2 separate regions of the Homo sapiens genome follow, and region 1 is linked to region 2. The links are chromatin contacts, found by Hi-C or POLR2A ChIA-PET in ENCODE. All regions are on one chromosome and are shown on one strand. The core of a region is the stretch at or near the end of the contact, and the rest is flanking DNA. Distances in the headings are between cores, read along the strand shown.

Region 1 (6,005 bases), core at 851-3,350, 48 kb before region 2:
CATGGAATGTTTTTCCATTTGTTTGTATCAACTCTGATTTCTTTGAGCAGTGGTTTGTAGTTCTCCTTGTAGAGATCTTTCACTTCCCTGGCTAGGTACTTTATTCTTTTAGTGGCAATTGTGAATAGGCATGTGTTCCTGATTTGGTTTGTGTCTTGACAGTTGTTGGTATATAGGAATGCTAGTGATTTTTGTACATTTTGTATCCTGAGACTTTGCTGAAGTTGTATATCAGGTGAAGGAGATTTCCTTATTTATTTGTGTGCTGACAAGGGGTCATTAATAAAATGCTAAATTGAAGTGATGATAGTAAATATTCTTAACTTAGTCCTAGTAGTAAAATGGATGCTTTTAATATGTCATCACTGGTTATGATGATGGCTGGAGGTTTTTTTTAACAAGATACTGTGCTCTTTAACATTTCAAGGGGTTCCCCTCTATTCCTAATTTACTAAGAATTGTTTTGTTTTCATTTTAATATCAGGAATGGGTGTTACATTTTATTATTACTATTTTTATCTGTGGAGATAATCATATGATATTTTATCTTGTAACCTGTTATGATATTAATAATTAATTATTAAATCTTAAGTGAAGCAGAGCAGATACTATATCTATATAACCATTTCATTTCTCTCCTGGGCACTCAGCAAAATTTTACTTCCCAGGCACCTTTGCATCTAGGTGAGATCATGTGACTGAGTTCTGACAACTACTAAGAAAGGCAGAAGGGTAGTGCTCAGGGATTGTAGCCCTAGAATGCCATGCTTTCTAAAGACCTCAAGAATAGACCTACATTCTATTTATTTATCTATCCTTAATAGTTTAAAGGGTACTGGGAATATAGAAGGCACAGATAAAAGTTTACTGAATGGCTGATTAAATGAAGCCACCTAATCTTTTGGAGAGTTTCAGTATCTATAAAATAGGGATAATTTTAACAATGCATACTTAAACGAACATAGAGATAACTTGGAGATTAAAATTAAATAAGGCATGTGGAATTTGTAAACTGTAGGACTCTATAGAAAAGATCATTTTATTTTGTTCTTTTATTCTCCCAGGAGAATTTATTTTGTCAAATGATAATAGATATGAAGGTAAAATTGCTTTCTTAGGCGATTTGAGCTCTGTTTTATCAGAAGAATTTAAATATGGTCTGAAAAACCCCTTGGTGGGGTTGTCAGGAAGCGGATGCCAACAGAGTGCGCCCTCTGACTTCTTGACATCAGCCTCCTTTCCAACTGAATTGCACCGTGATGGAATAGAGCAGGAAGACGAGTAAGATATGCATTCATCAGGGTTATTTTTAGTAGGGGAAGACAGTAAAGTGGATAAGAGGATAGGCTTGAGATTCTGACAAATTCATTTTAAATTCCAACTTCCATGTCCTAAATATATGACTTTGGGGAAATTGTTATAAATATCTGTACCTCTGTTTTCTCATTAGTAAATGGACCTAAAAAAAAAGAGTCTTACACAGAGGGCTGTTTTGAGGTTTAAATAAAGTTTATAGATGTGAAGTGCATAGCATACTGCTGATACATGGTCAGGGATTAGTAAATAGCAGCTATTTGTTAACATCATTTTTCTTTTAAGTCCTGTTTGGTAACTAATTTGGTAATTACTAGAACAGAGTTTTCATACTCCATAAACATCTATTATTATTATTTATATTTATGGTCTAATATTACTATACATATTGAAAAGTGATCACAAATATACATATATTACTCACAGTAACATATGCTGAAGAATAAACGAGGCCTGAACAAGAAAGTATTTGATATGTCTGTGAGTTTTCAGGTTCATTTTGCAGGGAGATTTTCTTTGGCAAATTAGGAAATGAAGACCAGCAATCCTCTGACCTAAAACTAGTCCAAGTTCTGAACAGCAATTTCCTCAGCTCTCTCAGATCATTATGCCACCTACCAATGACAGGCAGGTGGAGATCGGAAAAAAAGAAGCCTATCATTTCCTTTTTCTTCTAAAAAAGAAATACACAATTAACAAGTAATTTATGACCCAAACCAGCTGCGTTGTGAGTACTCAGAACTCAGGGTGCAATAGTCATGCTGGTCTCCTTTTCATTTCCGGTTGAGGTAATCAACTTTCATTCTTGTGCCGGAGACATCAGTGACCTAATTTTTGCCTAGGACAATAAATGGTCCAACTTTAATAATGTTCATTAGCGGTCCATTCCTTTTTTCAAGAAAATAGCACATATTGGGTCCTGCACATGTGTCCAAAGAGCAGAAACTCTTTTCAACTATTTCTATTTCTAACAAAAAATAAAAAATCTATAAGGGATCCCTGCTTGTTATTACCTATGTGTTTATCCAGAAGTTTCTGAGGATCTAAAGTCTGAATTTAAAATCAACTTGTATTTTATGATTATTATAACCACCAAAGAATCAATGGAGCATATTATTGGAAATATTTTGCTAGACACGGTGAAAATAAAAGTTAAATAACGTTCTTATCTCAGTCAAAATAAAATACTAATTCAAGAAGCACAAGGACGCATTCAAACATTTCTCTGGTGAGGGAAAAAAAAGCACAAACAGGTCATCCATATTTCAGCATTCTCTTTACCCACAACATCTGGTAAAAATATATCCTTGCATGGGTGTATAGTAGTGATATTAGCAAAGAAATCTGAATTTAAAGTACTATAAAGGCTGGGTATGGTGGCTGATGACTGTAATCCTATCAATCAGTTTGGGAGGACAAGGTGAGAGGATTTTTTGGCACCAGGAGGTAACAGCAAGGGCAATATAGCAAGACTGTGCCTCCACAAAAAATTTTTAAAAATTAGCCAGGCTTGGTAACATGCTCCTATAGCTCTAGTTACTCAGGAGGCTGAGGCAGGAGGATAACGTTAGCCCAGGAGTTCAAGGCTACAGTGAGCTATGATAGCACGACTGCACTTTAGCTGGGTGACAGAGCAAGACCCTGTCACAAAACAACAACAAATCCACTATAAACAAAATAAGGCGTTCATTTAATATATCTCAAAAATACATCTTTTTGGCTGGGTGCAGTGGCTCACGCCTATAATCCCAGCACTTTGGGAGGCCGAGGCGGGCGGATCACGAGGTCAGGAGTTTGAGACCAGCCTGACCAACATGGTGAAACCCCGTCTCTACTAAAAATACAAAAATTAGCCGGGCATGGTGGTGCCTGCCTGTAACCCCAGCTACTCAGGAGGCTGAGGCAGGAGAATCACTTGAATCCAGGAGGTGGAACTTGTAGTGAGCTGAGATCACGCCACTGCACTCCAGCCTGGGTGACAGAGTGAGATTCCATCTCAAAAGAAAAAAGAAAAAAAAAAACAAAAACAACATCTTTTTGAAAAGCACGTGTTTCAGGGAAATGTGTTTTGTGTCTAGTGGAAATCTGTTTCACTAGATTTTTAAAGTATATTAATGATGGTTAGTTATAGAAAAATGTTGATATAAAAGTGGACTCTATATTAAAATTTCTTATTATGACAGATGAGTTTTAGTAAGCAAGATGAAATTTTACATTATCAGTTCTTAGCTAGTAGTTTCCACAGTACATTAATCATTTTTATTTAATAAGCAAAATGTATTTTTATTAAATTGCTTTACAATATGGTATATCCAGTGATTCAATGGATGTAACATTTAACAGATTGGAGGTCCATCAAAAAAAAGAATTTCTCTAACAATTTTACATCTACACATCACATAAAGTAGTTTAAAGTTACTCAGTTCATCCCCCTACCAATGCCTGAATTCTGTCTTCATCCAGCTTGAGGAAGATCACTTCATAGTGGTCACCTCCGATCTTTTTTAAGTTCTACTTCATACCCAGCTGAAATCTGGCTCTTGAGAATATCTGTGCCCTCTCCCCTGCAACCATTGGCTGAGAATATCCTATGGTTCTTGACATCTTTAAAGACACCTACCATGCCCCCATTGTCTTCCTTTCCCCTCTTGATATTTTATTCATCTGTTAAGAAAATTAACCTCCAGACCCCTCATGACTCAGATATTCCTCCTAAATCTATGCTTATTTGTCACTATAACTGTTACAGCCTGGTGCTCTAAAACAGTATCCAACATGAGAAGCCATAGAAGAGAGAATAAAAACATGAATTCTAGAGTCAAACTGTCTTTTTTCACATATAAACTTTACTCCTTGTTAGGTACAACTTTGAGCAAGTTCCTGACCTTCTCTCTGCCTCATTCTCTTCATCTATAAAATACAGATAACACTAGCAATTAACTCATATGACCGTTGATAGCTGAACACGATGCCTGCATGTGGTAAGCACACGAAAAAATGGTCATTTCTAAAAATGCTGGACTATAACCTTCCCTATCTACATAATGGAATTCAATCAAAAGGTTCTAAAATGTTGCTATCTCTACAGGTGTTCTGATTACATGGTTGTTGCTCACAGTGAGTGTGTAGTCACTTCCCACGTGAATATTTACATGCATGCAAGTCATATTATATTCATTCAAGTAATTATTGAACTTCAATATGTATATGTCTTATTTGTACATGTATATTCGTATATTTTGTTAAATTTTCTTGTTAGAGTCAAAAAATTAAAATTTAAAATATAGTATCTGTCATATGTGTAAATTTTAATACTTTATAAATAATTTTTAAATATATCCTATATAAACTTGGTAAAAATCTCATATTTCATTAATTTTATAATTTGCATTTTCTCATTTTATATTTTTTAATTTGGGATACATCTTATAGACAATGGTAGATCATAATTCAAATTATAGTGTGTTATTATTCTTAGTAATACCTAAAATGATGGTATGTCTTACATTTGATTTGGTCTCACATTAACTGAACTATGGTTTAAATGTGAAGAATAGGTATATCAATCATAAAAAGCAACAAAATCTAAAGGAAACTCTCATCTTTTCTACTTTCCTAAGTGATTCCATTCTACTTAGATTTATCCACTCCAAACTTTTAAAACTTATTGACCCTTGGTCAATCAAAGTACCTTATGATGTTTTCTTACTTTTCATTAAAAAAATTCTATCTGGTTGCTTATACATTCAAAAATCTTTAATAAGCCCTACTATATGCCAGATACGGTACTGAGGACATAGTACTTAAAAACAAAGAACAAAATATAAGTTAACAAAAATGAAATGTAGAACCTGTCCTCGGAGTTTCCTTTGTAATTAACAAAGAGAAATATATGCCATATGATGCCACTTATTACTAAGTTGTTAAAAATATTTTTAAATAAATGAAGACAAAGAACTGAGTATCATAGTTTTTAATCCCTCCACAGGTCACAGCACATCGTCTTATATCCAGTAAATGGAAAATACATTCAGTACTTCATGAAGGTACTTTGGCAAAAGTTACATTTAGATACTGCCCAACTTCTCCTATCACTACCATATTTTTTCTTATTTTTTGATGGCCTCCATTCCAAAACTATCTTATAAGATAATTTTCTCATGGTGGTCAATAAATTTTAACTCATAAATAAGGGGTTTGATGCCAAGACTTCAACACATTCTCATAAGCATTTTTAGAAAAGTTGAGGAAGAAATGGTTTCTTTGACTAAAAGGCTGGAAGCTACAATGATAGAAAGAAGATATATTAAAGTGCAGTATTAAAAACCTGTATGCAAATGTACATAGTGGATCTACTAATAAATCTGACAAATGGGGTACAACCTAAATATTTTTCAGCAACTAACTGGACAAAAAAAAACTGTATATATGCATACAATTGAATTGAATACTACTCTGCAGTGAAAAGTAAGGAGCTACTGATAACACACAACAGCACGCAAGAATTTCAGGTGCATTACGTTCAATGAAAGATGACAGGCTCAAAGGTTACATGCTATAGATTGCATAATATAACTTTCTGGCAAAGATAAAACTTCAGGGACAGAAAATATACCAGTCATTGCCAGGGGCTGAGGGTGGGGGAGCGGATGACTGCAAAGGGGCATTGGGGATTTTTTTGGGGGTAGCAT
Region 2 (6,057 bases), core at 3,372-5,871:
TTGATAGACTGCTAGCAAGACTAATACAGAAGAAAAGAGAGAAGAATCAAATAGACACAATGAAAAATGATAAAGGGGATATCACCACCAATCCCAAAGAAATACAAACTATCATCAGAGAATACTACAAACACCTCTACGCAAATAAACTAGAAAATCCAGAAGAAATGGATAAATTCCTCGACACATACACTCTCCCAAGACTAAACCAGGAAGAAGTTGAATCTCTGAATAGACCAATAACAGGCTCTGAAATTGTGGCAATAATCAATAGCTTACCAACAAAAAAGAGTCCAGGACCAGATGGATTCACAGCCGAATTCTACCAGAGGTACAAGGAGGAACTGGTACCATTCCTTCTGAAACTATTCCAATCAATAGGGAATCCTCCCTAACTCATTTTATGAGGCCAGCATCATCCTGATACCAAACCTGGGCAGAGACAAAATCAAAAAAGAGAATTTTAGACCAATATCCTTGATGAACATTGATACAAAAATCCTCAATAAAATACTGGCAAACTGAATCCAGCAGCACATCAAAAAGCTTATCCACCATGATCAAGTGGGCTTCATCCCTGGGATGCAAGGCTGGTTCAATATACACAAATCAATAAATGTAATCCAGCATATAAACAGAACCAAAGACAAAAACCACATGAGTATCTCAATAGATGCAGAAAAAGCCTTTGACAAAATTCAACAACCCTTCATGCTAAAAACTCTCAATAAATTAGATATTGATGGGACATATCTCAAAATAATAAGAGCTATCTATGACAAACCCACAGCCAATATCATACTGAATGGGCAAAAACTGGAAGCATTCCCTTTGAAAACTGGCACAAGACAGGGATGCCCTCTCTCACCACTCCTATTCAACATAGTGTTGGAAGTTCTGGCCAGGGCAATTAGGCAGGAGAAGGAAATCAAGGGTATTCAATTAGGAAATGAGGAAGTCAAATTGTCCCTGTTTGCAGATGACATGATTGTATATCTAGGAAACCCCATTGTCTCAGCCCACAATCTCCTTAAGCTGATAAGCAACTTCAGCAAAGTCTCAGGATACAAAATCAATGTACAAAAATCACAAGCATTCTTATACACCAATAACAAACAAACAGAGAGCCAAATCATGAGTGAACTCCCATTCACAATTGCTTCAAAGAGAATAAAATACCTAGGAGTCCAACTTACAAGGGACGTGAAGGACCTCTTCAAGGAGAACTACAAACCACTGCTCAATGAAATAAAAGAGGATACAAACAAATGGAAGAACATTCCATGCTCATGGGTAGGAAGAATCAATATCGTGAAAATGGCCACACTGCCCGAGGTAATTTATAGATTCAATGCCATCCCCATCAAGCTACCAATGACTTTCTTTAGAGAATTGGAAAAAACTACTTTAAAGTTCATATGGAACCAAAAAAGAGCCCGCATCACCAAGTCAATCCTAAGCCAAAAGAACAAAGCTGGAGGCATCACGCTACCTGACTTCAAACTATACTACAAAGCTACAGTAACCAAAACAGCATGGTACTGGTACCTAAACAGAGGTATAGGTCAATGGAAGAGAACAGAGCCCTCAGAAATAACGCCGCATATCTACAACTATCTGATCTTTGACAAACCTGAGAAAAACAAGCAATGGGGAGAGGATTCCCTGTTTAATAAATGGTGCTGGGAAAACTGGCTGGCCATATGTAGAAAGCTGAAACTGGATCCCTTCCTTACACCTTATACAAAAATTAATTCAAGATGGATTAAAGACTTAAACGTTAGACCTAAAACCATAAAAACCCTAGAAGAAAACCTAGGCAATACCATTCAGGACATAGGCATGGGCAAGGACTTCATGTCTAAAACACCAAAAGCAATGGCAAAAAAAGACAAAATTGACAAATGGGATCTAATTAAACTAAAGAGCTTCTGCACAGCAAAAGAAACTACCATCAGAGTGAAAAGGCAACCTACAAAATGGGAGAAAATTTTCGCAACGAACTCATCTGACAAAGGGATAATATCCAAAATCTACAATGAACTCAAACAAATTTACAATAAAAAAACAAACAACCCCATCAAAAAGTGGGTGAAGGATATCAACAGACACTTCTCAAAAGAAGACATTTATGCAGCCAAAAAACACATGAAAAAATGCTCACCATCACTGGCCATCAGAGAAATGCAAATCAAAACCACAATGAAATACCATCTCACACCAGTTAGAATGGCAATCATTAGAAAGTCAGGAAACAACAGGTGCTGGAGAGGATGTGGAGAAATAGGAACACTTTTACACTGTTGGTGGGACTGTAAACTAGTTCAACCCTTGTGGAAGTCAGTGTGGCGATTCCTCAGGGATCTAGAAGTAGAAATACCACTTGACCAACCAACCCATTACTGGGTATATACCCAAAGGACTACAAATCATGCTGCTATAAAGACACATGCACACGTATGTTTACTGCTGCACTATTCACAATAGCAAAGACTTGGAACCAACCCAAATGTCCAATAAGGATAGACTGGATTAAGAAAATGTGGCACATATACACCATGGAATTCTATGCAGCCATAAAAAATGATGAGTTCATGTCCTTTGTAGGGACATGGATGAAATTGGAAATCATCATTCTCAGTAAACTATCACAAGGACAAAAAACCAAACACCGCATGCTCTCACTCATAGGTGGGAATTCAACAATGAGAACACATGGACACAGGAAGGGGAACATCACACTCTGGGGACTGTTGTGGGGTGGGGGAAGGGGGGAGGGATAGCATTAGGAGATATACCTAATGCTAAATGACCAGTTAATGGGTGCAGCACACCAGCATGGCACATGTATACATATGTAACTAACCTGCACAATGTGCACATGTACCCTAAAACTTAAAGTATAATTAAAAAAAAAAGTTAGGCAGAAGCTATACATTTGTTAACTTAAATAAAACTTTCACATACCTTATTGTTTTTGAAAATTTGCAAGCCTAGAATAACAAAATAATGGAGGACCATATGAAGACTTGACAATAAACAAACTGTAATAGATTTGAGCCTACGACGTATTTTGTTTTCACCACTCAGAGAAAAAGATAAACCAGAATAATGCTGGAAATTGGGTTGTCCTGCTCCTTCTATGGTTTCTTAGATTCATTCTCCAATTAATGTAATTTCAGTTAACTAAGCTACTTTTTTTATCGGCTGATTGTTAACCAGTCACAATCTGTATTTTGTGTTTCTGACAGTAACCACTCACTGCATTCAACTGCAGAAGCAAAATCACCCACATCACTTTTATAACAAAACATGTTTACAGCAAAATCTGAGTATGTTCCTAATGACTTTTCTAAGTTTGTAACACATATGAATCATCTTTGCAATGTTACTGGTCAAATGTCTGAATTTAGATATCTTAGTAAGAAATAAGAAAAGGAAGATGCATGCTTCAAAGTGTTTGCCTGTGGCTATTTCTGTTTCTGAAGTTTTAATGAAAGTGGTGTAAGTGAAGATGAACTGAAAGTCTCAAAATACCAAATCGGCTACAAATTGAAACTCTAAAAATAATGAAAGGTTATGTCTACCAGCAGCTCTCTAAACAATCCCCATCTACAGATTTTTTTTTTTTTTTTTTTTTTTGAGACGGAGTCTCTCTCTGTCACCAGGCTAGAGTGCTGTGGCGCGATCTCAGCTCACTGCAACCTCCTACTCCCTGGGTCAAGGGATTCTCCTGCCTCAGCCTCCTGAGTAGCTGGGATTACAGGCATGTGCCACCATGCCCAGCTAATTTCTGCATTTTTAGTAGAGATGGGCTTTCACCATGTTGTCCAGGATGGTCTCAAACTCCTGACCTCGTGATCCACCTGCCTCAGCCTCCCAAAGTGCTGGGATTACAGGTGTGATCCACAGTGCTCGGCCAGATTTTCTTTTAAATTAATTCAGCCAATTCCTCTCCCTTCCCTGAGTCTCACTATTTGAGTACTGTAGCCCTGAACATCTGCATTATTGAAACAAGTAGCTGTGAATAAATCACTCTGTTTTGTTATACTTACATGGAGGATACATTTTAAAGCTACTTTTAAAACAGTATTTCAAGAAAAAAAGAAAGTCATTTTGGAAATAAAATCCAAGAAATATTGGTCAATATTAACTAAAGTGTGAGAATTAATTCAATCATTAGCAAGTACATTTTCCTTGCTTCACGGCGGGCAGGCAGGACTTAGGTATTTACTGATTGGCTCCTTCAATATAGGTAAGGAGGGAATAAGAGACAGTCATAACTTAAAAGTTAATTAAGAAATTCAATTGAAGGCACTCAACTGCAAAGTTAAAAGACTTTAAAATCTGAAGTTAAGCACATGCCGTTTTTTCCACATAACCCACCGAGTTTAGATGAGAAGTGATAAGGGCAACTCCCCCTAGCAACAAGTCCTACTGCACTGGTAGCTGCTTGTTCAGCTGCAGGCACTCTAGACTTAAAGGAGGCTATTTCAGAGAACGAATGGAAAGAAACCTATTATTTTTTTAGAGATGGCTTCATAAGGATATTCTAAGTTATCAGAAATGCTGCTTGGGGAAGTGTGTGGTACTACCCCTGGATCCAGAATAGGGGAGGAATGAAAAGAAGAAAGACTTAACATAATTTCCCCTTTTTCTCATTACTGAGTCATTCTTCTACCCTGAAAAAGTCCTCTTCACAAAAAGCAGACTGAGGAGATGAAAGAACTATAATATATTAGGAAACATAGTAATTACAACCCTTATGTGTACTTTAATTATATAATGTGTTCATCAAAATGAAGGGAGATAATTTTCTATTTCTAAGACTAAAATTATATCATTCCAAATAGTGTAATAGAACTAGGGAGGAGAACATTAATATGGCCGCTATATTCATACTTTTTTATATATGTTGAAATACCAGAAGCTATGTTAGGCCTTGTAGATAACACAGGAATATTTTGAGACACAATTTCCATTTTATAGAAATTTAATTTCTAAAGGAATTATTTAAACATTAATTTAACAACAGATAAACTTTAATCTTATTTTTACTTTATGATATTGTAATATTTGACATTGGCCTTGAAAATCTGATAGGCACTTCAAAAAGACAGAACTCTGGTTTCCTTTTTGCAAACTATACTGCACTAGCAGCGCCCTCATTCTGTTACTGGTAGCATCATTCTTTCCTCTGTTCAGGCCAAAAACCTTGGTCCAGAGTTTCTTAACTTCAGCAACGTCAGACAATTCTTTGTTGTAGAGAACAGCATTATATGCTTCATAGGATATTTAACTGCACCCCGGCTTCTACCCACGAGATATCTGTGGTATCTTCCCCAACTGTGACAAGCCAGACACTGTCTCCAGACGTTGTCAAATATTCCTGGGAGAGAAAAATCACCTTCAGTTAAGAGGCACTGTCTCAGAGTTACTACGGACTTGGCTCTCTCTCTGTCACATCCCACATAAATCTCTCAGCAAATCCTATCAGCTCTGCTTCAGAACAGACTGAAAATACAAGAACTTCTTATACCTCTGCTGCTCTCACCTTGACCCAAGCTGCTTGATTCAAATTCTGGATTACTCCAAGGACCCCTATCCTGTCTCCTTGCTTCCACATTTGGCCATGTACATCCTATTCCCAACAAACCAGCCAGACATACTATCAACACATTATAAACTACTCTAAAAGTGAGAAAAAATGGCTTGAGTGATTCCCCATGGTCCATATTCATGACTATACTGTGTGAAAACACGCTAATATTACTATGAAGACAGTCGTGGTAAAATTAGTCTAAATGTTGGCTAGACCTAATTCAGCCCCACATAAAAGATACTTTTACATTCAGATGATCAAAGCAAAGCAAGTATTTATTGAGTGCTTACTGTGTACTTGATCCTACAGTCAGAGCAGAATTTCAGTATAAGAAGCTGGAGATCAAATAATATTTATGAAAATATTTCTACTTTGTACCACAAACAACAGGTTAAAAATAGCACTTTTTACTAGAGCAATTTTTTAAGCAAAAGGTTAAAAAAAATTCTGAGAAG

Evidence for each region. Hi-C counts contacts between places; a loop is a spot of excess contacts on that map. ChIA-PET counts read pairs that join two places held with the same protein, here RNA polymerase II (POLR2A). Pooled maps may share reads with other maps.
Region 1: a pooled map shows a loop between it and region 2 (2.1-fold over the local background). The contact joins two enhancer-like sites. A Hi-C loop is called at or near these places in 2 of 168 maps with a recorded cell type or tissue (B cell and OCI-LY7), 27 of 37 single-sample maps with no recorded cell type and 6 of 50 pooled maps. POLR2A ChIA-PET finds 5 or more read pairs at or near these places in 2 of 52 experiments (OCI-LY7 and activated B cell).

What each region holds. Positions count from the first base shown.
Region 1 is chr4:85,703,891-85,709,895 of GRCh38, reverse strand. All of the region lies in intron 2 of ARHGAP24 (Rho GTPase activating protein 24), which reads right to left. Among named protein-coding and RNA genes, the nearest start is that of MIR4451, 16 kb to the left of the region's middle. RefSeq lists an enhancer at 2,055-2,204. Within about 2 kb of position 2,100, at least 3 of the 41 ENCODE cell types and tissues checked have a DNase peak (open chromatin) inside an H3K27ac peak, as active enhancers do; they include B cell and OCI-LY7, where a contact is called at or near this core.
Region 2 is chr4:85,658,380-85,664,436 of GRCh38, reverse strand. The region is part of intron 2 of ARHGAP24 (Rho GTPase activating protein 24); the gene reads right to left. LOC105377319 (a long non-coding RNA gene) reads right to left here. Exons shown (of 3, transcript XR_938955.4): 3 at 4,976-5,389. Among named protein-coding and RNA genes, the nearest start is that of MIR4451, 61 kb to the left of the region's middle. Within about 2 kb of position 4,621, at least 3 of the 41 ENCODE cell types and tissues checked have a DNase peak (open chromatin) inside an H3K27ac peak, as active enhancers do; they include B cell and OCI-LY7, where a contact is called at or near this core.